Regions from separate parts of the Homo sapiens genome. Here all the other regions are linked to region 2. The links are chromatin loops, found by intact Hi-C in ENCODE. Cell type or tissue: PC-9. All regions are shown on one strand. Each heading gives the region's core, and the rest is flanking DNA. Links, peaks and the distances in the headings are about the cores only.

Region 1 (7,588 bases), core at 1,441-6,440, 780 kb before region 2:
ATTTAGAAATAGGAAGTCATTAGTGACCTTGTAAATAATGGAGCCAGAGGAATACCAAGGGCAGAAGCCTCACTATAGTGTGTTGCACCTGTCAGAGGTCAGGAGGTGTAACTGACTCTCCCACAGTGTGGCTTTGGAAGAGAGAAGTCAGCAGCTGCATGGAGATTTGGGAGAGGGAAAGCTTTTTTTTTTTTTTTTTAATTGGAAAAGACTGAGCTATGTGTAAATAGAATAAGACAGGAAGAGTGTAGACACAGGAAAGAGGGCAGACAAAAACAAGTGCACAGTTATCTAAGGGAAACAATGGGATCAAGCTGCAAGTATATAAACTTGTCTTGATAGAAGAATCCTTGATCTGGTTTATTCAGTGTTTGGTCCAAACCCACATCCCTGTTCTGCCTGTCTCTGACTTGCTCTGTGCCCCAGAAGCCCAGCTTCTACAGATAGCATTAGCTGGGCAGCCCTGCCCTCTTGCAACAGCTGGATTTGGCCAGTGATCAGCCCAGCAGGAATGTAGATGGCAAAGGAGAGAGAGGTTAGTGTACTTATTCCCTGCATCACCCCCCTGCTTGGTGGGCAGCTCTTCCTCCACAGTCCCAGCTCTGGCCTAGCTCTGGTTACAGGTTCCCTCCCATTGCCTCTTCAGATTTAAAGGTGTGTCTGTCAGGGTATAACTGGGAGCTAGAAATTGCACTGAAATTGAACAAAGAATTTTATGGGAATGGTTGTTAACTAGTTATAAGAGGACTGAAAATGGAAAAGTGGACAAACGTATCAGAGATAGTAATGACAGAAAGCAACTACCACCTCCAGGTTTAGGAGAACAAGGAAAAGATTCTTTGAAGAGATCCCCAGAACTGGGACCTCTGAGGAGTGTATGCTGGACCACTGATGATGATATGTCTGTAGATAGAGGCATGATGAGGCTGATTTTAGGAGCATGGAAGATCTCCAAACTGAAGCCAACTGCTGTTACTGGATTCAACTGCCACTGCCAGGTTGAAGAACCCATTCTGTGAGGATGTCAACAAACAAAGTGGGAAATCTTTTCACATCCTTCCAGCCCTCTAGTCTTCCTCCAGTGCTTTCTATTGGTAGGGTTTGGGGAGGTGGCTAGCAAAGCGGTATTGGAAAAGATAGAAGAGACTAAATCTTCATAACCAGCACAGGGTGACACTGGATCACTACTGTTGCTGATCTTGGGCTGCCTCATATCCCCTGTTCTTCCCATTAGCCCTGTCACAACTTTGTAGATATCCCTTCATTATATGCCCTTCATATATTCTTTTGGTTTAACTTTTTCTGTTGGAATCCTAATATGGCACTCCTCCATTTTTCAGGACCAAAAGAGTATAAAAGATTATCTTTTACCAAAAAAAAGACAAAAAACTGATCTAATTCCTGATTTGATCATTACACAATCTATACATGTATCAAAATATCACATAGTACCCCATAAATATATACAACTGTGTCCATTAAAAATAAAAATTAAAGAAAAGATGGTAAATATAGCTCTGTCAGGCAGTGGAGGTTTTACCACGATGGCTGTTATTTCCCCCATGAAGGGGGGAGTGAGGGAGCAGCTGAAAGTAGGTGCTTATAGGGGTATAGAGGGGCTCAAAGCTTTGAGAGAGGAGAATGTCTGAAAGAGCTGCCAAATAGCATGCAGGTCCCATGGGGGCAGAGCCTCTGCTCATTCACCAGTGCCTCTTCAATATCTACACTTAAGCCTAACACAAAGTGTGTGCTTAATAAGTATTTGCTGAGTATGTAAAGTGGAAACAGAACCAATCTGGCAAACTTTGTAGGACTGGTGGGCAATGAAGATCAGTCAGGTAAAATCTGTGGATATAAATTTATATTGATCAAAAAATTCAAGGTTAGGTGTTTTTCTTCAGTCATGCTCAACGATGCTTCAGCCATGCTCAACTCTTCTGTAGCCACAGAAAAAAGTTTACCCATAATCGAGCTGTGTCTGTGTCTGAATAATGAAAAGACCATGATGCAAGGGAGTTGGAGACACAGAAACAGTGTTTGAAGTAATGGGTAATGGAAGCATGCTACCAGGGAAAGGAAAGAAGTGGCAATAGGAAGGAACAGAGATCTGTGGTCCTATGTCCCCTGAGCATATTCACATGTTAAAGCTAATTCAGTTTTCAATCATCATTAAAATTTTGTTCCTAAATATATGGCCATTATTTTCCACAACCACACTAAAACTTTATTACCTCTGGCAAGTGACTATGCAAGTAACTAAGAGCAAAAATATCCACAACTACCATTTGAGCTATCAATTTAGGGAAAGTCATCTGGCTATAATCTAAGTGACCCTCCACTGAATGTCAGTATCTTTGCATATGTGATTTAAATCTGGGCCTTCGCAACACCATGAACTGTTCTTGTCTTGAATATCCAGATTGAAGGAAATAATCTGAGTAGTTACGAGTCCTGAAGCTAGAAAGATGGAAACCCCATTTGCTCATCAGAAAGCCTTAGAGCTTGGGCGCTGGCGGGTCCTGTCTCACCGGGACAGAGGGGCTCTTTCCTCCCCATCTGATAGTCTGATAACTAGAGAAGCCGGCCAACTTATTCTCCAAGAAGGAGCCATCTTAGTTCCTCCTGAAATGTTCATATTTAGAAATTATTGTTTGTCAGTAATTTAACCCCTTAATGGGCTTGCCTTGTGGTCCATACCACTGAGTGCAGAGCTTGCCTGGAAGAATTGTGAGGGCCATTCCATCTTCCAGGCAGTAGAGTTCAGTACTTCTTTAAAATTGCTGCTGAACTCTGTATTTGAAAAGAAAGAATCATTTGGGTGTGGTAGCTCACACCTGTAATCCTAGCGCTTTGGGAGGCTGAGGTGGGAGGATCATTTGATGCCAGGAGGACCACTTGAGACCACCCTGGGTAACATAGCAAGACCCTGTCTTTAGAAAAAAAAAATACAATAAAATAAATACAATAAAAATAAAAGCAAAAAGAAAGAGTCCATCTTAGGGACAGACTGTAACTACTCACTGGAGCTTACCTTTACATAGTTCAGGATCAATTATAATAAAACACTTTTGTGCAGATTCAATAGGATTATTTTAATCCCCATCATCTCTCTGAGTTTCCAGTCAGTTTCTCTGCATGTAGACACCCTTCTCCAGCCCACCATTGTCTCTCCTCCTATAGCTCCACCAACAAATCAGAACTTTTTCTAACTGCACCTAGTGCACCTAGAGTCTACTCCAGAATGCTCATGGAGAAAGTTTCTGAAAGGTAAAACTCTGAATGATATTTGTAGCTAAAGGGAGACTTGCTAGAGACAATAAGCTAATAGTTGTAGACTTCAGTAGAAGAGGAATGACACTGCAATGTCAGGGTGCAGGACTTCAAGAGGGCAGAGTATGGAAACCCAATGGGAAAAATGCTCACCAGGAACATGAAGAGAAGGAATTACGTGTAAGGATTTCTCAATGTGTTCCCAAATTTGCCCAGCAGAGGGAGGCCTCGGGTTGATGGCAGGCTGACCACACAATTAAAGAAGGCTGAACCTGGGGGCTTTTAACAACCATCGTGGGCTCTACTGTAAGCATTTAGAAAAAGAAAGTTATCCATTCAAAAATATATATATTTTTAAACTTCAGAACAAAATTATGAAGAGCTATATTTACTTTTCTACATTCTAATTTTTATAAATCTGAGTATATTTTGCATATATTGTTATAGTACATATTCAATTTTGTATTTTGCTGTTTTCACTTAACCATTTTTACTAGATTACTCTGTGTTCATAATAATCACTTTTTTAAAACTTTTATTTTTATTTATTTATTTTTTTTTTGAGTCAGAGTCACACTCTGTCGCCCAGGCTGGAGTGCAGTGGCGTGATCTTGGCTTACTGCAACTTCCACCTCCTGGATTCAAGCAGTTCTCCTGCCTTAGCCTCCTGAGCAGCTGGGATTACAGGTGTGCACCACCAAGCCCGGCTAATTTTTGTATTTTTAGTAAAGACGGGGTTTCACCATGTTGGTCAGGCTGGTCTCCAACTCCTGACCTCATGATCTGCCCACCTTGGCCTCCCAAAGTGCTGGGATAATCACTTTTTATGCTGCATAATTCTTCAGATTTGTCAGTACGACTGTATTTACACTCATTTGTTTTATTAGAAAGAATTCCAGAATATTTTGGCTGCCCTAATTAATTTTACAATTAATATGATTTTGAAATTGGGTATTGGCTCCTTCTGAATTGGTTTATTAAAATATATTCTAATGTAATTTATGACATTTTCATCATATTAGCATATTTATTCTGTTAGAATTTCATAATTTATAAAGCTACAAACTGTATGTGATATAGCTTGTAACTTTATCTCATAACTTTATGCAGTTACAAGTAGAAATAAAATGTTCCCCTCAAGATTGCTTAAAATTTTATTATAAACAAGTGTAAAAAACAAAATCACTAAAACACTCCCTCTTTTTTCCCCCAAAATGCATGTTTCCATTTTAACAGAACCCGTATTTAATCAGCAGATTTCTATGGTGGCTAGATTTGTAGACTAAATATTAAAAGTCCCAAAGCAAATGCATTTTTCTCTTAAATTTTACTGACTTTTTTTTTTTTTCTTTTTCTGAGACGGAGTCTTGCTCTGTCGCCCAGGCTGGAATGCAGTGGCACAATCTCGGCTCACTGCAACCTCCGCCTCCCGGATTCACGCCATTCTCCTGCCTCAACCTCCCGAGTAGCTGGGACCACAGGCGCCCGCCACCACGCCCAGCTAATTTTTTGTATTTTTAGTAGAGACAGGGTTTCACCGTGTTAGCCGGGATGGTCTCGATCTCCTGACCTCATGATCTGCCCACCTCAGCCTCCCAAAGTGCTAGGATCACAGGCATGAGCCACCGCGCCCCGCCTACTGACTTTTATCCAAAGAAAATATAAGAGCTCTTCATCATAACGTATGTTTCTTGCTCTTGTTATTAAATATGACACATTTAGACTTAAACTGATTTGAAGGTTTATGACATTGTTTAAGTTATTACATAATTAATTCATAAAGATAATGACTAGTTTGAACTACTGACAGCTCACACATCATCAGTTGAACAGCAGAAAGCTTACTAAGCTACTTTCTTATGTTTCTGTCTCCCAGCTACTAAAAGAAACGAAACCCTTCCAGGTGTTAAGGCAAAACTTTCCTCCCCCTTTCTTCTATAAATCTGATTCCATGTTAGTGAAATTTCTACTGATGGCTTTGGTTTCCTCTATAGTAGAATAGAGATCCTATGGCAAAAGTCATGTCTGACATGGTAGCAAATAGAAATGGGGAAAAGGAAGGTCTGCAAGAGCCAATGTGGGAAATGGGGAGAGGACTGACTACAAAAACCCAGCAGGAATTCCAGAAGAAAACTCCTCAGGACGGGCACATTGGCTCATGCCTGTAATCCCAGTACTTTGGGAGGCCGAGGTGGGCAGATCACTTGAGTCCAGGAGTTTGAGACCAGCCTGGTCAACATGGCGAAACCTCATCTCTACAAAAAATAAAAAAATTTGTCAGGCGTGGTGGCATGCACCTGTAGTCCCAGCTACTCAAGAGACTTAAGTGGGAGAATCACTCGAGCCTTGGAGGTGGAGGTTGGTGAGCCGAGATCACGCCACTGCATTCCAGCCTGGGCGACAAAGTGAGACGCCATCTCAATCAATCAGTCTCCTCGAAAAGCAACATTATGGAGAGACAGGATTCCGTCAAGGCCTGGGGCACACAGGAAAATATTAAGGCAGAAGAGAGTTTCCTCCCCACACCACACCGTATCCCACAGGCACTGCGGATGTGCATATGCAAGAGGGGTTGATCCTAAGAATTTAGAGTCACAGAGGAGGAGGCACCAAGCAGACTGTGGAGAAAGTCATGACCAGAAAGGGACAGAATGTAAAGCTTCAGCTGATTATCTGGCCTCAGGGATTCCAGAGGAACTGGTCCCAATGGTCTCCTGGTGATGTAGGTTCTTAGGTTTCTTTTACAGGGGTTTTCTGGGAGATCGTTGACCCAGTTAGCATTCAAGCAACTTCCACCCTGCACTTTTATTCTTTCCCCTTCACCTGCTTAGGTTTTATCTGTCCAGGAAATAATAATAAAATTATTGAGCCCTGGACATGTACCTGTAAAGCTCCTTAAAGATGATGCCTTCTAACTCCTCATTCAACAGATACAAAAACATTACAATAAAATGACTCATGCAAGACACCCAGGTAGTTTATAGCAGCTAATAAAAACAGAATAACTATAAAATATGGTAAGTTTATAAAAGTTACATTGAGTATACTTTATAAGAACTGCTTATTGAGTTTGCCTAATAACCACACAGCACAATAATAATATGTATATATTTTTAAATATGTGTAAATATGTGTAACACAAACTTGTAGAAGGTATATCTGAGTACAACCCTATTCTGTTTGGTTACCTTTTCTAGTTCATTATGTAAGTGGCATAGCTACCTAAGGACTTATGCTTATAAATGTTACTCAAAAAAATACAGAGGACATATGTGGATAGATAATGGAAGAGATAAGATAGGTAGGTTGAAGGGTTGGGCTGCCCCTCCACACCTGTGGTTGTTTCTCGTTAGGTGGAATGAGAGACTTGGAAAAGAAAGAGACACAGAGACAAAGTATAGAGAAAGAAAAAAAGGGGTCCAGGGGACCGGTGTTCAGCATACGGAGGATCCCACCGGCCTCTGAGTTCCCTTAGTATTTATTGATCATTATTGGGTGTTTCTCGGAGAGGGGGATGTGGCAGGGTCAAAGGATAATAGTGGAGAGAAGGTCAGCAGGTAAACACGTGAACAAAGGTCTCTGCATCATAAACAAGGTAAAGAATTAAGTGCTGTGCTTTAGATATGCATACACATAAACATCTCAATGACTTGAAGAGCAGTATTGCTGCCAGCATGTCCCACCTCCAGCCCTAAGGCAGTTTTCCCCTATCTCAGTAGATGGAATATACAATCGGGTTTTACACTGAGACATTCCATTGCCCAGGGACGAGCAGGAGACAGATGCCTTCCTCTTGTCTCAACTGCAAAGAGGCGTTCCTTCCTCTTTTACTAATCCTCCTCAGCACAGACCCTTTACGGGTGTCGGGCTGGGGGACGGTCAGGTCTTTCCCTTCCCACGAGGCCACATTTCAGACTATCACATGGGGAGAAACCTTGGACAATACCTGGCTTTCCTAGGCAGAGGTCCCTGTGGCCTTCCTCAGTGTTTTGTGTCCCTGAGTACTTGAGATTAGGGAGTGGAGATGACTCTTAACGAGCATGCTGCCTTCAAGCATTTCTTTAACAAAGCACATCTTGCACAGCCCTTAATCCATTTAACCCTGAGTTGACACAGCATATGTCTCAGGGAGCACAGGGTTGGGGCTAGGGTTAGATTAACAGCATCTCAAGGCAGAAGAATTTTTCTTAGTACAGAACAAAATGGAGTCTCCTATGTCTACTTCTTTCTACACAGACACAGTAACAATGTGATCTCTCTCTCTTTTCCCCACAGGAGGTGATGGCCGGAAGAACATGGCAGAGGGCAAAACAAAACA
Region 2 (7,588 bases), core at 1,250-6,249:
TTTATAACAAATCTGTGACATTGATGTTATAATTCCCATTTTATAGTCAAAGAAACTGAGTCTCAGGGAAGATAAGTGACTTACCTAGTTAATAACCCATTGGGACCTAACATATAAGGATCTAGTAAGTACAAATAAGCTAGCACTGTCCACATAGACTGTGAGTTTTGCTAAATCTATAAATCTTTCTATTTGAGCAAAATAAATGTAAGAAGTTTTCAGAATTCATAACTCTACTTACCAATTTCCAAAAGGGGCAGTTTCCAAATTATTTTATATAGAAGGAGATGCTACAGCCTTCCTTAGGCACTCAATCTAGTGACCTATGACTAACATACCTCTGGGAGGAAAAAATCATCTTAATACAGATTAGTTTAATAAGACAATAAGACAGCCTGATACAGAAATTAAAACTAGGGTATGGAGGTTAAAGTTTGGCATATTGGCTTCTGCACTGACAGACATTTTACTTTCATGCTATTCTGATGGTCCTTGCCTAATGACCACAGAGCGTGTGTGTGTGTGTGTGTGTGTGTGTGTGTGTGTGTGTGTGTATGTATGTATGTATGTGTCTGTCTGTCTATCAGTGCTATCTAACAGTTTTCTGCAATGATGGAAATACTTTTTGATTGTCCAATGAAGTAGCCACTAGTCACATGTGGCAACTGAGCACTTGAGTGGTGACTAGTATAAAAGGGAAAATCAAATTTTTAATTTTATTTAATTAATTTATATTTAAACAACCACATGTAGTTATAACAACAGAATATTGGACAACGTGGGGGCTATAGAATGGGTGTAACAATGTTGTATTTCAGTTCTTCTACCAGTTCTTCGGATTCGTTTTCTTGAACAGAGTCCAAGATGGAATATTTTACCATGAATTCTGGGTTGGAATAGGTAGGATTACAGTGAAACTCTAGCATTTAGTCACATGAATAAAAGCTGAATGAGGACAAAGCATTTCAAAGAAGGATCATATGTCTACAGAGAAAGATAATCTGGCCCAATAAACCAGGTAAATTGTGTGTTTTGGAACGCTCTAGTGTATTTTATTGCTAACGCCCATTTAGTGAATGGATTGATTTTCCTGTTAGAATGTAGTGGGAACATAATCTGAATGCCTTTGACTCTGAAGCCTACTGCAGCTAACAAGAACATCATTTGTATTTCATTGGCCCAGACAGATTATGATTAATGGTTGGATGAACACATTTTCAGTTGAATTTATGTAGCACAGTGCTTCCCATAATTTTTTTCCTGTCAAGGAACTATTTTATGTTAAATTACACAAATATAGTTTTATTTTTATAACATTACTTCCTTCTATCTCTGAACACCTGCACCTTCTCTCACAATGTTAACCTCTCTCTTTGTATTGCAATTTGGCTTCTGTATCTACTCTGTTCTTTTTTCCCACCTTCCCCCGCCCCCTGAGACAAAGTCTCACTCTGTGGCCCAGGCTGGAGTGCAGTGGTGCAATCTTGGCTCACTGCAGCCCCGACCTCCCAAGCTCAAGTGATCCTCCCACCTCAGCCTTTGGGTTGCTGGGACCACAGATGCACACCACCATGCCTAGCTAATTTCTTGTATTTTTAGTGGAGACAAGATTTCGCTATTTTGCCCAGGCTGGTCTTGAACTCCTGGGCTCAAGCAATTCTTCTGCCTCAGCTCCCTAAAGTGCTAGGATTGCTGGTGTGAGCCACCATACCCAGCTTGTTTCTTTTATTCTCAGAATATTCTTAATATTCTCAAGAACATTCTTGGCCTCCCTTCCCTGCCATTTATAATGTTTCCTCCCTTGGTTTCTTTATTTTCCTTCATTCACACTCTGATTGCACCATTCAGTTTGACTCAATTGTAGTCAAATTCAACTCACAGGCTTGTTAACCCTAGTTTGGTGAACATCATAAGTCTTTCAGATGCTGGTTGGAAATGCACCTCCTCAATCCCTAACACTGACATTTAAGCAGCAGAAAGAAGAGGAGCAGCCCATGGTGAAGGCAACTGGAAAGGTCAGAGACCCAAGGAGAGATAAGATGAAAGTTATCAGTGGTGCCTAATGAAGAAGAACTGTTCTGTGAGACAAGGACTGAGAATGTTCCTCATGAGGACATCATTGATGACCTTGGTGAGAACAGTCAGCAGAAGTTTGAGAAATTATTGGGAGGTGCTGAAGCTGCCACAAGTACAGACCAAGCTTCTGAGAGAGTTGGATGATGACAGAAGGAGAAAGTGAAAAAGGGCTCAGGGTAGAGAGGCTTTTGTTTAGGATGGGAGAAGCTAGAGCAAGCCAATGTCAGCTGGGGCCTCCCTGGCTCTGTGAGATGTTGGTCCATCTTTGTAAACCTGGTCCAAAGCCACAGTCCAAGATTCCTTTTATGATTTCCCTAAATTTCTGAGGCTTGCTCCCTCATGCTTCTCTTTGTGTCCCCTGCCACATCTGTACCTGTGGTTTCAGATCCATCTTGTGGCACCACAGTGCGAATCTCAGCCTTCTCGCCAGTTTCTACACAAACACTCATGTTAATGGTAATCTATTGAGTTAACAATTTAACAAGGAACTTTAAGGTAGTTTGGAGGTGCTCCTGGAGAGGGGTTATACGCCCAACCACACTGCCCTCTGCCATCCTGCTGGCTCCTCCTCCGTTTTTCCCAACTTCCTCCTCCTTTAGAGCAAGGAATTACTTTTCTTGTCTAGAACTGAGTGATCAACCCAGAGTCAAGGTCTCGCCTTCAACCTCAATGGGCTTATCCATGAATTTTTCTAAGAAATCTCCAAAAGGAATTTTCATGCCATTTGCTAAGAGAATTCGATTCTCCTCTAATATGTCCTCTTGTCATATTAGCATTCGGGGGTGGGGGCGGGGCAAACAGTTTATGTAGACACAGAAATTGATGCATGTGGTGAAATGCTGGGAGACACCTGGAGGGGAGAGGAGGGCAGCTGTTCTATTTCTTGTGATTGGTGGGACAGGAAGCAAGAATGAGTGAAAATGAAGATAAACCTGTATGGGGGCAGGATGTGTATGGGGGTGGGATGGAAGAGTGAAGATTTGAGGGTTTGTGGGCTCAGTAGTCTCTGTGGGGGCAAGATCACTTGCTGACAGGGGATGGACAGAACTGAAGGTATGAGATTCTCGCTATAGAGAGGAGTGAGGGAAGGAGAAGGGATGAGGGGAGAGATGCTGTTTTTAGATAAGGAGAAGTATTGACAAGATGAATGGAGTATTCTTCTGAAATCGGAAAGTATACCTTTGTGAAGATACCAGTTCCCACGGTTGTACTTCTCTCTAGAAGCCCCAAATCACTAAGATATAGAAGCAGAGAAGGGGGATTTCAGGATTAATCTGGGGTTGGAGCTTGCAGAGCAGGACAGTGTGAGTTCTAGTGCTTTATTCTGAAGTCCTGGTGAAAAAGGGAAAATTGAGTAGGAAGAAGCCTGCCCATTAGCACTGGGTTGACATTCAGCTCCACTCTGGACCATGTTACCTTGGTGATAATGAAAGTGGAAGGAGGGATGCTTTTCTGCCAATTTTATCTAAGCGTCTTGGGCAGTTTTAATTTAAACGTATGATACTACCTCCATTTTTTCCTGGTATGATTCCTTTCATTTAATTAGGCTCTATTGGTGGAAAGTAGTTGATCTTTGATGACGTTGTTATCTCCTGAACATTATTATATCTCCCGCTCTGGTTTACAGGTTTTTCCTGACTCTTCTCTTCTGCATTACAGCTCAGGACTGCCACCCAGTGGCCTGTTAGCATAGAGCTCTGGAAATGCTGATTTTTTTCTTTAATACAGCCACAGAATAAGACAATAAGAAAATATTTGCTTCCTTGTTGGGGAAAGTAAAATGCAGAACTTCCTATTTACCAGCCAAACAAAAGAAGAATGCATTCTCTCAGGACCTCAGGGACTGTCAGAAAATAAGAAAAGCTTTTTTGACCTTAGTAACCTTTGACATGGTTCTCTGAGACCAAGTGTGTTTAGCCAGGAATTTATACTAAACAGGGAATGGAATGAAAGCAGGATCAGGATTTTGAAGAAAAATACCTCTCAAATTGGGGAGAGTTAGGCAAAGAGATTCTGAATGTAAAGTCATTTGGGGAAGACATAGGCCCTTGGATAAAGCATACTTTTTTTGTTTTCCTATTTTACTTTCTTCCTCACCCTTTAACACATGGAAGATGGGTCCCTGTGTCCTCCAGGTCTGATAGGAGTTGTCAGACTGCCGTTGTTTGAGTTACTTTATTTATTTGGAATTTCTGGATGTGAGAAGCTATGGAAGCCAAGTTCAGATTCAGCCATTCTAATTCTCTTATAAGATATCCTCTGTGAAACAGTGGTGTACATTTCAGTTTTGTTTTTGTAAAAATTGAGTATCAAAATTTTAAAATCCTACATGTTTTATTATCAAAAGATCACTTACAGGCATAAACTCTAGTATAATTTTTAATTTTTTGAATTGTAGATTGTCTTTTTCTTTTTTATCATAGACACTCTGAAAGCTAATTGGGATGACAGAGAAGAAAAAGAGAAAAGAAAGAATCTCGAATAAGAGGCCCAGTGGCCTCACTAGAAGGATGAGAAGATAAGACTTGCTCTAGAGGAGGAAAAATGGCAGCTTCCTTGCCCACTAAGGGGAGACACAGAGACCCTTGAATGCAATGTAGAGTGTCCTTCCTTAGCCCTTATAGCGGTTCTTCAAAGTTGCAACTGTTCCTACAAATGTTATTTACAGCCTGGGACTTCATTAAGCCAGAATATTTCCCTGAACACTACTAGAGATGTGCTCTGTAATATTAGCAAGGTCTTGCTGATACCAAGGGAGGGAAAGTAGGTGAATATCTGTGCATGGCTCTGGAGGCATACCTAGGGCAGTGTGGGTGGAGTGCCAGGCTCTGTTAAGGATTCCCAGTGGGTCAGCCACAAGCATATGGAGTGATGGCTCCTGAACAAAGACTGGGCAGAAAAGTGGGCAGAAGGGAATGCCAGAAATTGGAGACAGAGATAAGATACTAAACACAAACTTTTCCACTTCCTAATTTTGTCTAAGATAAGAAGATTCTAAAAACAAACTTTTCCACTTTCTCATTTTGTCTAAGTCCAGCCCTGCTTGCATCCAATGGAAGATAAAAGATTAAAACTAGAGATTATTTTCAACAAGCATGAATTGAGGACCTACTATAATTGGTTTATTGAGCAATCTTGCTTCACTGGACAATGAAAGTAGGAAGACATTATTTTTTCCTGTCATTGCTTTTACCTGGGCTCTGCAAAATATCCTTTTCCTGACACTTAATGAAATCTTGGGGAGATTTAATAATGTCAGGATCAGTTTGGTTATTAAACATCATTTTGTTTAAAACTCCAATCATATCCTATTCAAGTTTCAAATATTACCTTACCTCACTCCTGCTCCAGGTACTAGGTCACAAAGAAAGTCTTTAAAGTCAAAATGTTTAAGAATCTAAGTTATATGAACCATATTATCTGGCTATATTGTAATAATCATATAAGAAATAAGAGACTTAACTTACCTATACTGTTATAGGTTAAAAAAAATTGTGAGTCATTTACATTAACAGTGAAGAAGGGAAACATTGATATTTTCTTTTCATAAAAACACCACACTACTTCTTTTAGCATCTGAGATAGAAACAGAAGCTAATAAATAGGGAAAGAGTTTTTGATTTTTAACTTTGTATTTGATATACTAAAATAGCAGCCCATAAGTTCAAACCCCATGTGTTTCATTTTTATTCTGATATAATAATTTGAATAGAGAAAATTCTTAAAGTATCTTAAATGCTCATTTTTCCCTCAAATATCTCATATAACATGGTGCTCAGAATAAGGTGAAATGCAATATGTTGCTGTTTGTAGCAGCACGGTTTCTATTTTAATGGCTGATGATTTAAAATTTTATTTTAAAATTTATATATGCATATATCTATATTAAAATATAAGATTATTTTATATTTTATTTTAAAATCATCTTCTAAGATCAAAAACAATTTGGTTTGAAATGACAGTACAAGGAATGTGCATCAGTGCCTCCATGTCAACCTGCTGACACTGAACGTTCAGTTTTATTCTGCAACCTTCTGCAAGCTAATTTATACAGCATCCAAAGCTAAGGCGAAAATCAGGCCTGGAGTTAGAACTCACTGGATGTCAATCTGGTTTCTGATGGATAACAGAGGCTGAGGACATAAAATAGTCCGAGTGTTATTTATGCTATTCAGCTAGATATGTTTCATTGAAAGCAACTTGTTTTAAAATGTCTATGAGCTTGGAGTTGTATTTATATTGCATCAGATCCACAAAGGTGTGCAGTTTCTGGCTGGCACTGATCTGTTGACATGTCCTTGGCATAACACACTTGAAAAGTTACAACAGACTGCTTTTTTCTCCATGTTGTTGGTTTTCAGAAACTTATAAATAACTGACCAAATCTTCTAAATTAGAAGTAGTTGGATACTAGCAATGGTTCAAAACTTCCTACAGGGAAGTCCAACTGAGTATACTTGGAATGTTGTTGTGACACAGCCTGAATACAGGCACTAAGTTTCTGTATATGAGGCCTAGCATTAAACTCAGATTTGTAGGGAAAGTCTGATTCATGGCATGGAAATTGGAAAACACCTTATACTGTTGTAGGTCTTGCTGGGAATATCTGCAAGGCATGGCCTGATTAGAACTCCAATCTGTAAGCTGCCATTTACTTGCTATGCCTCATTTTATGACCCAGTTGCTGCTACTTCATCTCATGAATTTGTTGGTGCTAAAGCTATTGGGGTGGTTATAACTACCCTGTAGCTTGAGTTGAGAACCAAGGAATGTTACTGCTTATGACCTGAATACACGACGGTAGACTTGTAAAATAATCTTGGATATAAGTTAGGATTTTATCTGTTATGCCTAGTAGATAAAATCCTTACCAGAAAGTCAGATCTGAAGTTCCTCATTCTGCTGATTGTATTTGATATCTTCAAAATCAATGTTTAAGTTTTTCCTAGTCTTGTATTAGGTCATTATTATTATTATGTGGAAGGAAACTTGCAGGATCTCCACAAAGTGTCAGGTTCATTTGCTGAGATGGATCAATAGATTCATGTTTGAAGACATTGCCTTTTTGCATTTGGCACAATATTATCTTGCTGATTACTGGCTTCACTCATAGATGCATTTAAAAAGCTCTTTCAAAGGGTGCAGTATTTGAAACAGGATAAAACGCCCAGACTCATTTTGTTGCATCATAGCCCTCAGAAGGGAAGTAGGATTAATGGAATCCTTATTTTGAGCTAATTTGGTAGCAGAGTATTTTCCAGTAGTGCTACTATTAGTCCTCATTAGTAAGAGTTCCATCATGACAGGGAAAGGGCTGATTATCTCATCCATCACGGCTTCTCCAGCAGTAAACATAATAAAAGATAATTTCTATTTTATTTTTATAAATGCTCTGTTCCTTCTTCATTTCAGAGATGTCTTGAGTTGCACTGATACAATCTAGCCTGCCATTTTAAAAACAAAGGTTGTGTTTAACTGAACCCAGGTCCATTGCTTTTTTTTTCTTTTTTTG
Region 3 (7,588 bases), core at 801-5,800, 720 kb before region 2:
ACATAGGGTGGTCACAGCCTCCCTTGAAAGGAAACAAGAAACTTGTCAAATTGATGGAGAGAACAAATCTCTTGACATTACACAAACTGCATCTGGGGCTAGTGGTTAGAATATCCTCAGTCAAGGAGGTAGAAGAGCAGGAGGGAAAATCCCTAAGTTCGTGCAAGTGCAGAAACCCACAAGCTGTGTTCTCAGGTTGACATATACTCATTTTAATAGTAAGAAACACACCCTTGGGTAGAGAATTAAAATGCTAATAATACATGTGATGTATGTACTAGCGTGTATGGCAATATTGCATGCACATTCAAGAGACCACCCAAAACATATTTAACAACAATGCCCATTCCCACCCCCTCATGGATAATCACGTAGGACTCCCATAACGGGAGTTTCTTCAGTGTCAATTGGTGCTGAAGTAGCCGACCCTGACTCTGCTATCAGCGTGTACTTTCACCTTGCAATAAACTCCTTTGCCTACTTTTACTTTGGACTGGCTTTCAAATTCTTTTGTGCAGGGAATTCAAGAATCTGAACCAGCCTACTGACAACAGAGGTTTCTCAGAAACCTAAAAATAGATCTACCAGATGAGGCTGAAAATCTGCTACTGGCTATTTATCCAAAGGGAAGGAAATCAGTATACAAAGAGACACCTACATCCCCATGTTTATTGCGTCACTCTTCACAAGAGCTGATATATAGAGTCAACCCTAAATGTTCATTAACAGACAAATGGATAGAAAATGTGGCATATATACACAATGAAATACTATTTGGCCATGAGAAGAATGCAATCTTGTCATTTGTGGCAACGTAGATGAAACTGGAGAACATTATGTTAAGTAAGATAAGCTAGGATTGGAAAGATAAATACTACATGTTATCACTCATATGTGAAAGTAGAGAAAAATTTTTAGCTCATGGATTTAGAGAACAGAACTGTGGGTACCGGAAGCTGGGAAGGGTAGCAAGGAGGGGAGGATAGGGAGAGGTTGGTTAATGGTGACAAAATTACAGCTAGATTGTAGAAATGAGTTCCGGTGTTCTGCACCATTGTAGGGTGCATATGGTTAACTCTCATTTATTGTATATTTTCAAAAAGCTAGAAAAGAATTTTGAATACTCACAACAAAATAAATGATAAATGTTTAAGGTGATGGATATACTAATTACTCTGATTTGATTATTACACATTGTGTACACATATAAAAATATCACTCTTTATCCCGTATATATGTACAGTTATTATATGTCAACTAAAAATAAAAGAAAAAAAGAATATGATCTATCATGATGTATATATCATGTGTACTTGAGCAAAATGTGCATGCAGATATTGTGTATAATGTTCTATAAATCAATTAGCTCAAGATAATAGATAGGATTGTTCAGATCTTCTGTGTCTTTACTGATATTTTGTCTAGTTATTGCATCATTACCAAAAAAAGGGTGTTAAACTCTCCAAATGTGATTGTAGAATTGTCTATTTTGTCTTTTCTTTTCCATTTTTACTTTATGTATTTTGAAACTCTGTTATGACATTTTGCTATGTATTTTAAAACTTCGTTATGTATTTTGAAACTCTGTTGTTAGAATCATACATTTATGATTATTATGTTTTCTTGATGAAATGACACTTTTCTATTGTCATTGTTTTTGTTTTTTCTGAAATGGAGTCTCACTCTGTTGCCCAGGCTGGAGTACAGTGGCACAATCTTGGTTCACTGCAACCTCCACCTCCTGGGTTCAAGCGAGTCTCCTGACTCAGCCTCCAAGTAGCTGGGATTACAGGCATGTGCCAGCATGCCAAACTAATTTTGTATTTTTATTAGAGACAGAGTTTCACCACGTTGGCCAGGCTGGTCTCGAACCTCTGACCTCAGGTGATCCGCCCACCTCGGCATTTTTATTTTATTTTATTTTTTTGAGACAGAGTCTCACTCTGTCACCCAGGGTAGAATGCGGTGGTGTGATCTTGGCTCACTGCAACCTCCGCCTCCTGGGTTCAAGCAATTCCCATGCCTCAGCCTCCCGAGTAGCTGGGATTACAGGCACATACCACCATGACTGGCTAATTTTTGTATTTTTAGTAGAGATGGGGTTTTTCTATGTTGGCCAGGCTGGCAACTGACTCCTTTAACAATACAAAATATCACTCTGTCTCTGGTAACACTCTCTGTCTTAAACTCTATTTTAGCTGTTATTATTATAGCCATTTTAGTCTTTTTATGCTTTCTGTTTGCATAGTGTATATATTTTAATATGTTTATTCTCAAGTTATCTGTGTTTTTATATTTAAGATGTTTCTCTTCTAGCCAACGTGTTTGGTTCTTGCATTTTTAAGTCGATTCTAACAATCTTTGCCTTTCAATTGAAATATTTACACCATTAACATCTAACATTAACATTTATTTTTCTTTCCACAGTACACTGGCTAGCATCTCCCATATAATATTGAACATAAAGTGTGATAACTGACATCCTTATTTCATTCCTACTCTGAGTGGAAAGGGCAGGGGTGGAGAAAGCATTCAACAATTTGCCATAATTATAATGCTTTTTGTTACACTGTTTTCTTCTGCATTAAAAAATATCATTACATTTTGCATGAATTATTAGGAGAAAATATTTTCCAATTTTCCTGGAAAATGCCATAACCACGTCTCTCAATTTTGTTTCCATCTTTCTTCCACATTTTACATAACCTACATAAGAGACACATTATCAAGTATATTTTACATGGCTTCTCAGTGTCTTCTCTGTCTGCTAACAGGTTTACCAAGAGATGGCACTCTTGTATTTCTGGTGGCTATGTCCATATCGTTTTGCCTTTAAGACAGCGTAACTACTTCTTTCACCAGTATTAAAGACATGTACATTTGATCTGGTTCTTGTGGATGATTTTAAATGACTCAAGCTAATAATCCTAATTTTACCTAAACACTCCATTATTTTAAAATGTATTCCTTTATGCCCACAATAAACATTTATTGACATTAGGCTGGACATTAGGCTTCTCTATGGCAGACATTAGGCTGGACCCTAGCCATATATCTATTGAGGGAAAAAAAATTATTTTCTATATAAGTTTCCAGAAAGCCAAGATGTGTTTTAAAAACAAAACAAAACATTACATTCTAAATGCTGTAACAAGATAAGAAAAAGTGTTGAGGCTGAGAGAAGAACAAAGCAGCAAGCAACTCCTGGAAGGACCACTGCTGCAGAGGTAATAACTGGTGAACCATGTTTTGGAGAAGGAAAAGGTCACCAAGAGAAGGAGGGGGTCCAGGGTGTTCAGAAAGATTGCATGCATAAAGATCAAGGGTAATAAAAAAAATTCCGTATTATGTAAATGTGAAGTTCCAGGACCATGAGCTTGGAGAGCATGAAGTACAGGAGGAGGGTTGGTTTCAAATAAATCTGGGAATGAAACAGTGAAGCCTCTGGCAGAACTCACATCTCTTTCCTCCCCTCTTCCTTGCACATTCCCTTTATGGAGTAATTGCAGGGATGGGAAAAGTTCAAAACCACCACTGAGCCTAGGAAGTGCTAGGGTAAAGTGGAGAATGAACCTGCGTGATTTGCTCATCCTAAACTAGGTTCTTCTAGGAGAGCCCTTCCCCATAAAATCTGCCCTCCTCGAAGGGGCCCAGACAGCCTAAGCTCACCTCCCAAAGACCCCTTACTTGCTGACTGAATCTGATTCCACCCAGACATGGCCTAAAACCCTTCCATAACTCTATAGCCAAATTCAATTTTAGACAGGCCTCATACCAACCTTTCTTCCTCTAAGTCTGCCACCCTAGGCAATTCTCAACATTCTCTACACACTTTGGGGCCATAGACGTGCTACCAAGTCTCCAGACCTAGACCTGATGGAGCAGTGCTGTAATGAGACGACCACTGGCCTTTGAACCAGACCCTTCTCTGTGGCTCCTATGCATCTCCAACCTGTTTTGAGCACTGCTGCCAAGACATCTTTGGCACTTTGTTGTGAAGTTTTAAAACTGAACTAATCTACAAAACACCTAACCTTTAAAAATTCATTGTCATTTCATATCATGAAAGATAAAGAAAGGCCAGGAAACTGTTCCAGGTTAATAGAGACTAAAGAGATAGCAACCAAATGCAATTTGTGATCCTGGATTGAGGGGAAAAAGTGTTGTCAGAGACATGATTGGGACAGCTGGTAAAATTTGAATTTGAATTTAAAGATAAAGTATTGAGTAATATAGGAAGATGATTATCTGCAACTTTCAAATGTTTCAGTAAGTATATATATATATAAAGAGATATAAAGACATATAAATAAATGGATAGGTAGAGAAAAAGCAAATGTATAATATTAACAATCTAGGTAAAAAGTATATGAGTGTTCTTTGTACTGTTTTTCTGATTTTTCTATATGTTTGAAATCATTTTAAAATAAGAAGGTTTTTGGGTTTTTTTTGTTTGTTTTTTGTTTTTAGAGACAGCATCTTATTCTGTCACCAGGCTGTAGCTCAGTGGCCCAATCATTGCTCACTGCAGCCTCAACTTCCTGGGCTCCAGTAATTCCCCCTACCTCAGGCTCATGAGTAGCTGGTACTTCAGGTGTGCACCACTGCACTCAGCTAATTTTTATTTTTTAAATTTTTGTAGAGATGGCATGTTGCTATGTCACCCAGGCTAGTCTCAAACTCCTGCCCCCAAGTGATCCTCCCACTTTGGCCTCCCAAAGTGCTAGAATTATAGGCATGAGCCACTGCACCCAGCCCCAAATAAAAAAGTATTTTATTTTAATTAACTAATTAACTTTGAGTCAGAGTTTCACCCTTGTCACCCAGGCTGGAGTGCAATGGCATGATGTTGGCTCACTGCAAACTCTGCCTCCTGTGTTTAAGCGATTCTCTTGCCTCAGACTCCTGAGTAGCTGAGATTACAGGTGCCTGCCACCATGCCCAGCTAATTTTTATATTTTTAGTAGAGACGGGGTTTCAGCATGTTGGTCAAGCTTGTCTCAAACTCCTGACCTCAGGTGATCCACCCACCTCCGCCTCCGAAAGTGTTGATGAGCCACCACACCCGGTCTAAAAAGTATTTTAAAACCACAGTCCCACTCTACCTTGTCCTACACTACCAGGGGCTAGGATCACCCCATGTCTTCTAGGCTATGAGATAGAGGAATCCAAGGAAGAAGATAAGCTACTTGGTTCCTCTATAGGGTCTTGTGTGTGCTCTCATGTGCTCTCTCTCTCTCTCTCTCTCTCACACACACACACACACACACACACACACACATGAATACCAGAGCTATCACTTTCCCAGTCTAGTACTCATCTCATCCCAAGGGTTTTGTGTTGTAGTGGTTTGCTCATTTCTTTGTTTTGTTTGTTTGCTTGGATTATTCTTTTTCTCTTTTTGCAGCTGAAGGGAGAATTTCCAGGCCAGCCCTTTGGCCATTAGAGTTACAGTGCCTCTATTCAGGCTTCATAGAGAGACCTGGGATTCAGTAGTGGGGGGCTTTTATCCAGTTCAAAATAATGCATTCTCACCAAGATGTACTTTGAAATAAAACAATACTAAAACACAAAATTTTATTTATGCTGAACATTGAATCACTTTTTTCTGTATTTTGTGTAGAAAGTTATACACACACAAACACATTTGCTCCTGCTTTGTTTATTGGCCCAGGGGTATGTTTGGTAATACTTCATCAGGCATGAGTAGTACGTCTTGGAAGGTGTGGTCTAAAGCCTAGACTCCTATCTGCTTCCTTCAGCATTCTCCAGTGTATCTGTCATCTGTCTACCTTAGGATAGGGGTCTCCAGAACTTCCATTCACATTTAGAAGAGGGCAGCGGCTTTCTATGGAAAATATGAACTCTCATTCATCTCTATTCCTTCTTCTAGCTATGGTCCAGCTCAGCTGTTTGGAATAAAGTATCTATATGAAGTCTGCGAATGGTTCTCAGACTGGTTGAACATTAGAATCACCTGAGTACCTTCTAAAATTCTTATTACCCAGGGCATATCTCAGAATGAGTACCGCAGGGTAGGGATAGGATTAGGGATCATGATCTCTGGAGTCTGGTTTAGGCACTAGTGCTGTTTAAAACTACGTTCATGAGGTGGAGGTTGCAGTGAGCCGAGATGGCGCCACTGCACTCCAACCTGGGCGACAGAGTGAGAGTCTGTCTCAACAAAACAAAACAAAAAAAACCAACTACCCTTGTGATTTGAATGTCCATCCAAAATTGAGAACCATTAGGTAAGGCCAAGCTGTATAATTAAAGAGCAGTTTTCATTTGTCTGGTGTGGTGGCAGCTTTTTGATAAGGGAAGTATTGTTGCCATCCACATACCTGAGCCTCACTCCTGAGAACACTGGTGTGTATGTTGCTAAAATTCCCCAGGTGATTCTGAGGTTCCTTCCTGGATAAAAACCACTGACCCTGGGAATGTACCCACTGCCAATCTCCTGCGTAAACCTTGGATACTGGGAAGCCTACAGTTGAAAATATTGGGCTTGAGATCCTGAAACAAATCTTGTATTTCATTAAGACTAATATTTGGTACAGTGCAGCAAATCAAGGGAATTTTGGTGGCTGAGTTCTTTTAGAACTTTTGCATTGAAATAGGTTCAAGCAGCAATAAGTTAAAACTACAACCTCAGCTAAAGGATTAAAAGACACGTGAGCTGGGTAGGATGAGGTCTAAGGTTGGGTGTGGCGGCTCATACCTGTAATCCCAGCACTTTGGGAGACTGAGGTGGGTGGATCACTTGAGGTCAGGAGTTCAAAACCAGCCTGGCCAACATGGTGAAAACCCATCTCTACTAAGAATACAAAAAAATTAGCTGGGCGAGGTGCCAGGCACCTGTAATCCCAGCTACTGGGGAGGCTGAGGGAGGACAATCACTTGAACTCAGGAGGCAGAGGTTGTAGTGAGCTGAGATCGCACCACTGCACTCCAGCCTGGGTGACAGAGCAAGACTCCATTTAAAAAAAAAATAATAATAATAACAATAATAATAATTCAGACATATCCAGGCATCAAACAGATACCTGGGGCAGATGAATAGTCTTGAGATTCAAGTCACACATGAAATTTAGGTGGAAAATGACATTGGAGAAATTTGAGATTATGATGAATGGAAATTTTTCAAAGAGGAATTTCAGGCTCTGTTCTTGAGGGGATAGATGGACTTCCAACAGCAATAACACAGGATTAATGAGGACTTGGGATGTTACATAAATTAGAGATGTTAGATGGATAAAGAGATAAAAGTACTCTCTCTAAGAACATGGGACCAGAGATAGGCTCACTTCTAACCATCAGATATAACTAGCAGACTAAACGGTCTAAAAATAAAAATCATGCCCCACTCCTGCTTAAGACATTTTAATTACTCTCAGTAACTCTTCAGTTTTTCTACTGTGTTATCTTTAACTACAGGGTTGGTCTGGGTGTGCAACACAAGAAAGCCTGGCATATACATGGATTCAAGTGTATGCCATGTGCAGGTATTCTTTCATGTACTATTTCATGTATTCTTTTTCACATCTGTTTTTTCCTTCATTGAAGTCAATGGCTGATATTAGATTCT
Region 4 (7,588 bases), core at 1,350-6,349, 670 kb before region 2:
AAATTGATTTCACTAGTGAGACATAATTAGTGCTTTGGAAAACTCTTGTTTTATGGTCTTAGAGCCCTCCAAGTTACCAAAGGTTCCTACAAGCTTGGCCAATGGGAGAACTCTACCTCCATCAGCTGGGATGATATGTTCAAGAATTAGGGAAGTGACCAGAGTTAAGCCAATAAAAGTCCTTCAGGAGATTCTCTGATCTGGAGGCTGAACCCAAATACCTCTTCTTCTCTTATAGTAAAGATATAAGGATGACACTCCAGACTGCCAGGCAAAGGGCTTTTCTCTCCTAGAAAAGACTAACTGAAGGAACGTGATGGGCAAGAAAACAGCAGAAATTAGAGCCGTTTGGGGTCATGAGTGAGGAAAGAGTAGAGAAAGAAAAAGGAAAGGAGAGAGAATGAGAGGGAGAAAAAGAAGGGGAAAAAAGAAGGGAGAGGAAGGAAAGGGGGAGGAAGAGAATGAGATTAAAATCTTGAATTCTAGACCATGAGATGTCTGGAGCTGTTCTTGCTACATCCATTGTTCTTTCTGTTTGGTGAGCTCCCTAACCCAGTTGCTTTCTTTCCTGAAGTTGGTTCAATGTGGCTTTCTGCCTGAGGCATCATATATGCCTGACATATGTAAGACACAACCTTTAACTTGATACAATGAAAACCCCAATCCCAGCATGATAGCCAATAAAATAAACTTGGCCCTTCGTGCTGACACATCATCACTCTTCACTTTATGAAGACGTGAACCTTGTTCTTAATCTTAGTTTGTCATCAGAAAACATACGAAGAATAAGGGCTAGGTAAAGAGGAAGCTTGAAATCCAGTAAAAGAATGGATTTTTGGCTAGGCGCAGTGGCTCATGCCTGTAATTCCAACACTTTGGGAGGCCGAGGCGGGCGGATCACCTGAGGTCAGGAGTTCGAGACCAGCCTGACCAACATGGAGAAACCCCGTCTCTACTAAAAACAGAAACTTAACCGGGTGTGGTGGCCCATGCCTGTAATCCCAGCTACTCGGGAGGCTGAGGCAGGAGAATCGCTTTAACCCGGGAGGCGGAGGTTGCGGTGAGCTGAGATCGGGCCATTGCACTCCAGCCTGGGCAAAAAGAGTGAAACTCCGTCTCAAAAAAAAAATAAAATAAAATTTAAAAAAAAGAATGGATTTTTGCTCTTTGTCCAAAAAACAAAAACAATTAAAAACAAGCTTATGGTTGCTTTAGTTTGAATGATGGTGTTCCCTTCAAAATTCACGTTAAACTTAATCCTTATGGTGGTGGTATTGAGAAGTGGGACCTTTTGGGAAATAATTAGGTAATGAGGGCTCCACCCACATAAATAGGATTAGGTGTCCTTACCAAAGGGTTTGAGGGAGTGAGTTTGGCCCTCTTGCCCTTCCACGTAAGGACAGTGTTTTTTCCCTTTGGAGAATGCAGCAACAAAGCACTATCTTGGAAGCAGAGACCTGGCCTTCACCAGACACCAATCCTGCCAGCACATTCATCTTGGACTTCCAGCCTCCAGAACTGTGATAAATAAATTTCTTTTATTCATAAATTATACAGTCTGTGATATTTTGTTATAGCAGCATGAAAGGGACTAAGACAATGGTTAAAGATAGGCATGGCTAGTCTTACTGAAGAGGAGATTGGAGGCACATCAAAGCATTCCTGACTTCATCTTCATTGGCCCACTTCTCCTATATTTGCCTTTGCTGCTATGAATCTATTTGAGGGCAGAAAGATGGCTTCTTTCCCTTCAAGTCTTTTTTATTATTATCTTATAATTTTTCTAAAATTGGTCATGACTGCTACTTCCAAGGTCATCCTACACAATAGAAATAGAGGTAACTGACTATTATATTTCCTATCCTGAATTACATTCAGCTACATTGTCAAGTCAAAACCAACTCTTATCACACAATGTCCATCATGTATCACCCTACTTTAAAAAACATCATGCCAACAACTCAAGAGAATAAAACATATTTTTTTCTAGTTACATGTACCAATCTAATGTCCTTCTTTATTTGACATTACAGTTAAAATTTCCTCAATGAGTCTCTTTTCCCCCTTGTCACTCTGCATAAAGCCAGGATGCACAAAAAGCCATAGCTGCAGTGGCAGGTAAACTAGAAAACATATGTTTATTGGGACTGGGAGACAAGATAGGTTTTCTCTGTTAGCCCATGTTGAGAGTGCATAAATACCAGTTTGTACTTGCTTTGTTTTAGGATTCAAATGTACAATATGTACATGACCTGGAAAGCCATGAAATGAACACAAAAATAGTTAGTTTGGTGATACTTAGCAGAAACAAACAGAAATCATCTCAAAAGTGTTAATCGCTAAATTCCTAGCCATTAGAGCACCCTCAAGTAAATTTCCATTTACTATGTTCTCACCATCAGAAATTATAAAGCAAATGTGGAAACAATCTACCATGAGTTAAGGAAATTCAAATAGCCATCCTCATATTTTCAGATAAGTGAACACAAGAAGAAATAATAGAAATGATGACTATAATAGCAAAAAGAGTGAATAGGAATAGACCAAACAGTTATGCATGAGATGTGTAAAGAAACCTGATAATTACTGTCACTGAAGAAAACCAAAACCTTAACATGTGAGTTAAGTAGTAAATTAGAATAGCTGAACTCATGAACTGGAAACACTGGTTTAGACAGCTCAAAAGTAAGGCAGTGATATAATGATGACAACAAGGATCGAAGCTCGCTCTACTTTTTGATCCACCAATGATTTGTACACAGATATTTTCTTCCCCTCTCTTGAGGAAGGATTATATTTCCCTTCTTCATTAATATCAAAATTGTTTATGTGGTTTAATTTGACTACTGTAATTTGAGCCAAAATGATGTGTCATTTCCAGTCAAAAACTTTTTCAATGCTCTCTCTTTTCTGTCATGAGACTTATTATGTTCTAGATGGAAGCTGTCCTATCAATCCAGTGCTATTGTGAAGATGATGTGGAACAGAGCAACAGCTGTCCATTGCATATGTAGAATGAAGGAGGTTCTTGTAAACTATTGAGATTTGGGGGATTATTTGCTACTGCAGCATAACCTACCCTGTTCTGACTGGTTTAAAAAAAATTAGTACTGGAAGTCAAATGCTACCACAAGAGAAACAAACGAACAAACAAAAGTCCAAAATGCGTGTAGTGTTGGTTTCAGGACTTATCAGGAGGCAAAGGAAAAAAAATTTTGGAGGCTAGAAGCATAACCTTTGAAATACATTAAACTTTTGCCCAAAGCAACTTGGAAAGCTGATAATATATCTAATGAGCTTCTTGCTTTGGGTGAAGTGGTTGAGATATTGGCTGTTAGTAGTGTGCCTTTGTTACTATTGGTTGCATTTGACAAAGTTCTCCAAAAATATAGGAGGCCCAAAAATAATTGGCCAGTTTCAGAATATCTAGACTTTTAGGTTTGGAAGAAAAAAACTTCATCTCAATTGAGAAATGACTTAAGAAACAAAAAACTTGTTAAAAGTCATTCTCATGACAAGAACTAAAGTCAAAACAATGAGGTTGTTCATGTTTGTTGTTCAAACCTCTGAATTAAGATAGTATCTAGTAAATACTTTTGATTCAATAAAATGGCTCAGAAAAATGAGACAAAGAACATGGCTTTCCCATGGGAATCTGATAGGCTTGAAGTGCCCAAAATTAAGTCGAGAGAAAGATTTGAAGAGAGAAGAGCACATCTTCAAATTAATTGGGAAGGGAGGGGTGGCAAGTAAAGTTAGCATGCAAAGTTGGTTGTAAGCAAGGCAATGTAAAGGGCCTTGAGAGTTGTACAAATCAGTCTGGACTAAAGGAGACCATAACTTCAGGACTCAAAAAATATATTGGTTTACCCTGGTATACCAATTTTTAAATTTTATTTATTTTCAATTTTTTTGGCAGAAGATGGACAGTGAAAGATGCTCAGTTCCTAAGGAGGGGCATATCCAATGTCCTCTTCAAATGTGGCCAAAAGGAATAATGGAAAAGAAAAGATTCCCCAGAAGGTGGAGCCAAAGGCCATGGAAAACAACGAGCTGTTCTGAGGGTGAAGAACTATGGACTAAGCAAGGAATCAGTCAGTACACATCCAGTGTAGAAAAACTTTACAATATCTGCCCTGGATGATTTCATAATTTCCTCCAACAAGTGAGTATTTTCTGTTTCCTATTTTTGTAGCTATCCTATTCCTGTTCCACTGTTGTACATGCGGTTGTGCGGTAGAGTAGAGGTGGGGCAGACGTCATTTTATTGGTTTCAGAACAAAAGGACCCAAATCCAGACTTACGCAGAGATTGTCATGAGATCCTGCACTTCAGTGCTGATGCTGTGACTGGATAGGACTTTTGGGTTTTCTTTCTTGGAGTGGGAGAGGGGCACCCATTGAATATATTTTGTGTGTGGAAAGGAGCATGAACTGAATATTTGTGATCAGAAGTTTGGATTGTGATGAATTGTATTTTTAATTACAAATATCTCTGCCCTTCCTTCTGGGATGGTGATACTTTCCTAGGCAATTGGCATCAGGCATATCTATATGACTTACTTTGGTCAATAAAATGTGAATAGAAGTCACATGAGTCACATCCACAATAAACTTTTACCATCAGTTCATGGCTCACCAAATTATTTATTTTCTCTCCATAATGCAACCACCCATCTTCCACATAGAATCCACCTTACTGACCTAGATCTTGACAGGAAGATGACATGGAGAAGGGCTACAGCCAATCTCAATGAATGTAGTGTGAACAAGATATACATCTTTATTTTTGTAAGCCACTGAGATTTTCAGTTTATCTGTCACCTCTAGGCTAATACACCTATGCCAAGTCTTTTGACTTCCCTCCTCATTTTTTTGTTTCATAATCATTGGGTGCATATCCAGAGTTCACATCAACTCTCAAATCAGAAAATCCTTATGTGTTCCTGGCCAGAAATGTGCATCAAGACCACATTAGTTGCAAGGAGGCTTGAAAACTGAGTTTTTTGCTTTTAGAGCTCTTTTTAAAGTACATACAGGTGAATAAAGAAGTAGGGATCTTAAAATGGAGTTTGGCCCAGACAACAAAGAAGTGAAACATGCCACATTACCCTTGAAAACTAATTGGCTGTTACTTGTCTGCATCCAGTTTGTGCCCCATCCTCACTGAAATACAGTTCATACTGCATTATCTTCACTGCCCCCATGATTTTTTCATGGAGCAATGACAGGAGAATTATTTTAGTTTTTTGTTAAGGTAGTACTCCACCTCTGGTACCAATTTCTGAATGAGTCAGAGTAAGCTAGACTTTACAGTGTTAACAAGTAAACTGTACAAAATCTCAGAGGTTTAAGAAAGCAAATGTTTATTTCCTACTGGCATCACCATCTAATGCAGGCTGTTCAGTGGAGGCATAGAAGGTGACTTCAAAGGATGATGGGAATGAGCAGTCCAGTAGCTCAGGAAAAGAAAAATGGGTTTGTCAACATATAAGACTGTCTTTTCCACAAGAGGTAAAAGACACATAACAGTGCCTGCCACATTATTTAACAGCTTTGCTCCTCAGTTTCCTCATCTGTCATGTGGGATGATAATTGTTCTGGCCTCAGAGGATTGTTGGGAGAGTTAATAAATGAGTTAACATATGTAAAGCACTCTTAACAGGGTGTTCACCATATTAAATGCTATATGTTTTATATTATTGATTTCTTTCTTTGCTATTAACAATGTAGCAATGAATATTCTTGCATATACTTCAGCCCACACCAGTGCAAGTGTAACTACAGGTGAAAATCTCTTGGTTGAATTTGCGGGTCAAAAGTATCTGTGTTTAAATATTAATGGACACTTCTAAATTGCTCTTCACAGACGGCTGCAACAAATTACACATCTATCAATAATTTATTTCATTGCTCATTTCCTTATGTTCTAACAGTGTGTTATAAAACTTTTAGATTTCTGAAATCCAAATGGTGAAAATATTTTCTTTTACTATACATTAACTTAAGTGTCTTTCTGTGAGTTGTAAAATTTTTCAGTCTTTGTCTATATGTCTTTATTTTACTCCATCCTATAGTTGTAGTTTAGCAGTGCATAGAATTCTAGATTGAAAAATGTTTTGCCACAGCATTTTCAGGATATTTTTCCATTATTATGGCTTCTATTGTTGCTAATGATAAAAACTATAAATGGAATTCATGACACAAATTAAAGGAGAAAAGAACCATATGCATCTACTAGTTGCTAAATGGGTAGGTAGATGCTAATATTTTATACTTATTTTTAATTAAAGCCTGTTAGTAACATGGCAGAAATATATATCAAAGAAAAATGTGTATTATATCTGAGAAATTCAAGTCTACTATTATCACTATTTTAAATCATCACTTCAGACTATTATATAATGTATTTAGAGAAGAGGTTTAATTACTGAAACAAACAGAGTAAAATAATCATATGATTTGTGGAGGACAGTGGCTCTTCTATGGCACCCTGGCAACTTTGCAGATCTGCACATAGGCCACACAGGCAAGACTCAGTTGCACTCTGATCCATTATGGTAGAATGCCCTGTGATCCTCCCAGAATCCCCTGTATGGCAGAATTCCCTGTAATATATCATATTATAATTATAATTATATTATATTTATATGTGAAGAGGCAGTTTTGTGAGGAATTGTCACAAGGCCACTTATCATCAGCCTCCCCAACTAGATGGAAGTTACTTCTATTGTGGGAAGCTGCTGTGAGGTAGTTTCTCATCTATCACTTCTCTGGTTCCAGTGAGGCATAGGACTTTCTACATGTGCCCTTTGGGTAGACGCAGGCTATAAAATTGCATGGCTGTAGTGTGGAGTTGGCTCCTCAATGACAGAACAGCCCACCTCTTGTGTCATTTGTCATTTGGCCCTTCCAGTTTCATGTCTTCTTTTGGAACTAGTCAAACAGGGATGTAACATCATGTTGATTTTGTTTTTGCTATTTGCAAAAAAACTGTTTTTGCTATTATGCAAAACAGTTTTGCATAAACTGTGCTATGGACTGAATGTTTGTTCTCTCCTAATTCAGATATTGAAACCTCAACCTCAATTGTGATAGAATTAGGAGGTGAGGCTTTTGGGAGGTAAATAGGCCATGATAATGGAGAGCTCATGAATGGGATTAGCATCCTTATAAAACAAGAGAGAGCTTGCTTTCTCTCTCTTTTTCTGCTCTCTGCCATGTGGGGATACAGGGAGAAGACGGCCATTTGCAAGTCAGGAGGTGGGTCCTCAGCAGACAGTGGATCTCCTGGTGCCTTGATCTTGGATTTCTCAGCCTCTGGAACTGTGAGAAATACATTTCTATTTTTTAAGCCTATAGTAATTTTTCATGGCAGCCCAAACTGATTAAGACAAACTGTCTAACATTTGGATTCATTGTCTCCTTCCTGGCTAAATATGTAAAAATGTGGCAAGCTAGCCTAGCAGCTGCCCCTGTGCTGCTGCTTAGAAACTACTTACCTGCTTGACAGATTACTGTCTACCTGGAAAATCCTAGAGGAAAACCTGGAAAACTGAAATGATAAAATTTAGCAAAGCAGCCAAATA

What was found. A loop is a pair of places that touch in the nucleus more often than their neighbours do. Peaks named below come from ENCODE experiments on the same cell type or tissue, not always from the same donor. Only the 100,000 strongest peaks of a DNase experiment are listed, where the experiment ranks them.
Region 1: a loop joins it to region 2, with 7 times the contacts of the local background. A loop is called at or near these places in 4 of 110 quality-filtered maps.
Region 3: it touches region 2 in a loop (8-fold over the local background); 11 of 110 quality-filtered maps call a loop at or near these places.
Region 4: it touches region 2 in a loop (10-fold over the local background); 14 of 110 quality-filtered maps call a loop at or near these places.

The regions. Positions count from the first base shown.
Region 1 is chr6:25,999,187-26,006,774 of GRCh38, reverse strand. It overlaps LINC02980 (long intergenic non-protein coding RNA 2980), which reads right to left. Exons shown (of 3, transcript NR_186645.1): 3 at 5,000-5,525. Among named protein-coding and RNA genes, the nearest start is that of LINC02980, 10 kb to the right of the region's middle. RefSeq lists enhancers at 6,622-7,257, 7,258-7,588. In PC-9, for the core only: CTCF peaks have their summits at 3,300 and 3,501 (motif pointing right); no DNase peak of the experiment used is centred there.
Region 2 is chr6:25,219,818-25,227,405 of GRCh38, reverse strand. It overlaps the pseudogene LOC100533655. Among named protein-coding and RNA genes, the nearest start is that of CARMIL1, 56 kb to the left of the region's middle. In PC-9, for the core only: a CTCF peak has its summit at 3,747 (motif pointing left); a DNase peak (open chromatin) is centred at 3,745; H3K27ac peaks cover 571 bases.
Region 3 is chr6:25,937,938-25,945,525 of GRCh38, reverse strand. No RefSeq gene overlaps it. Among named protein-coding and RNA genes, the nearest start is that of SLC17A2, 11 kb to the right of the region's middle. In PC-9, for the core only: a CTCF peak has its summit at 2,793 (motif pointing right); no DNase peak of the experiment used is centred there.
Region 4 is chr6:25,887,083-25,894,670 of GRCh38, reverse strand. No RefSeq gene overlaps it. Among named protein-coding and RNA genes, the nearest start is that of SLC17A3, 17 kb to the right of the region's middle. In PC-9, for the core only: CTCF peaks have their summits at 3,825 and 4,027 (motif pointing right); no DNase peak of the experiment used is centred there.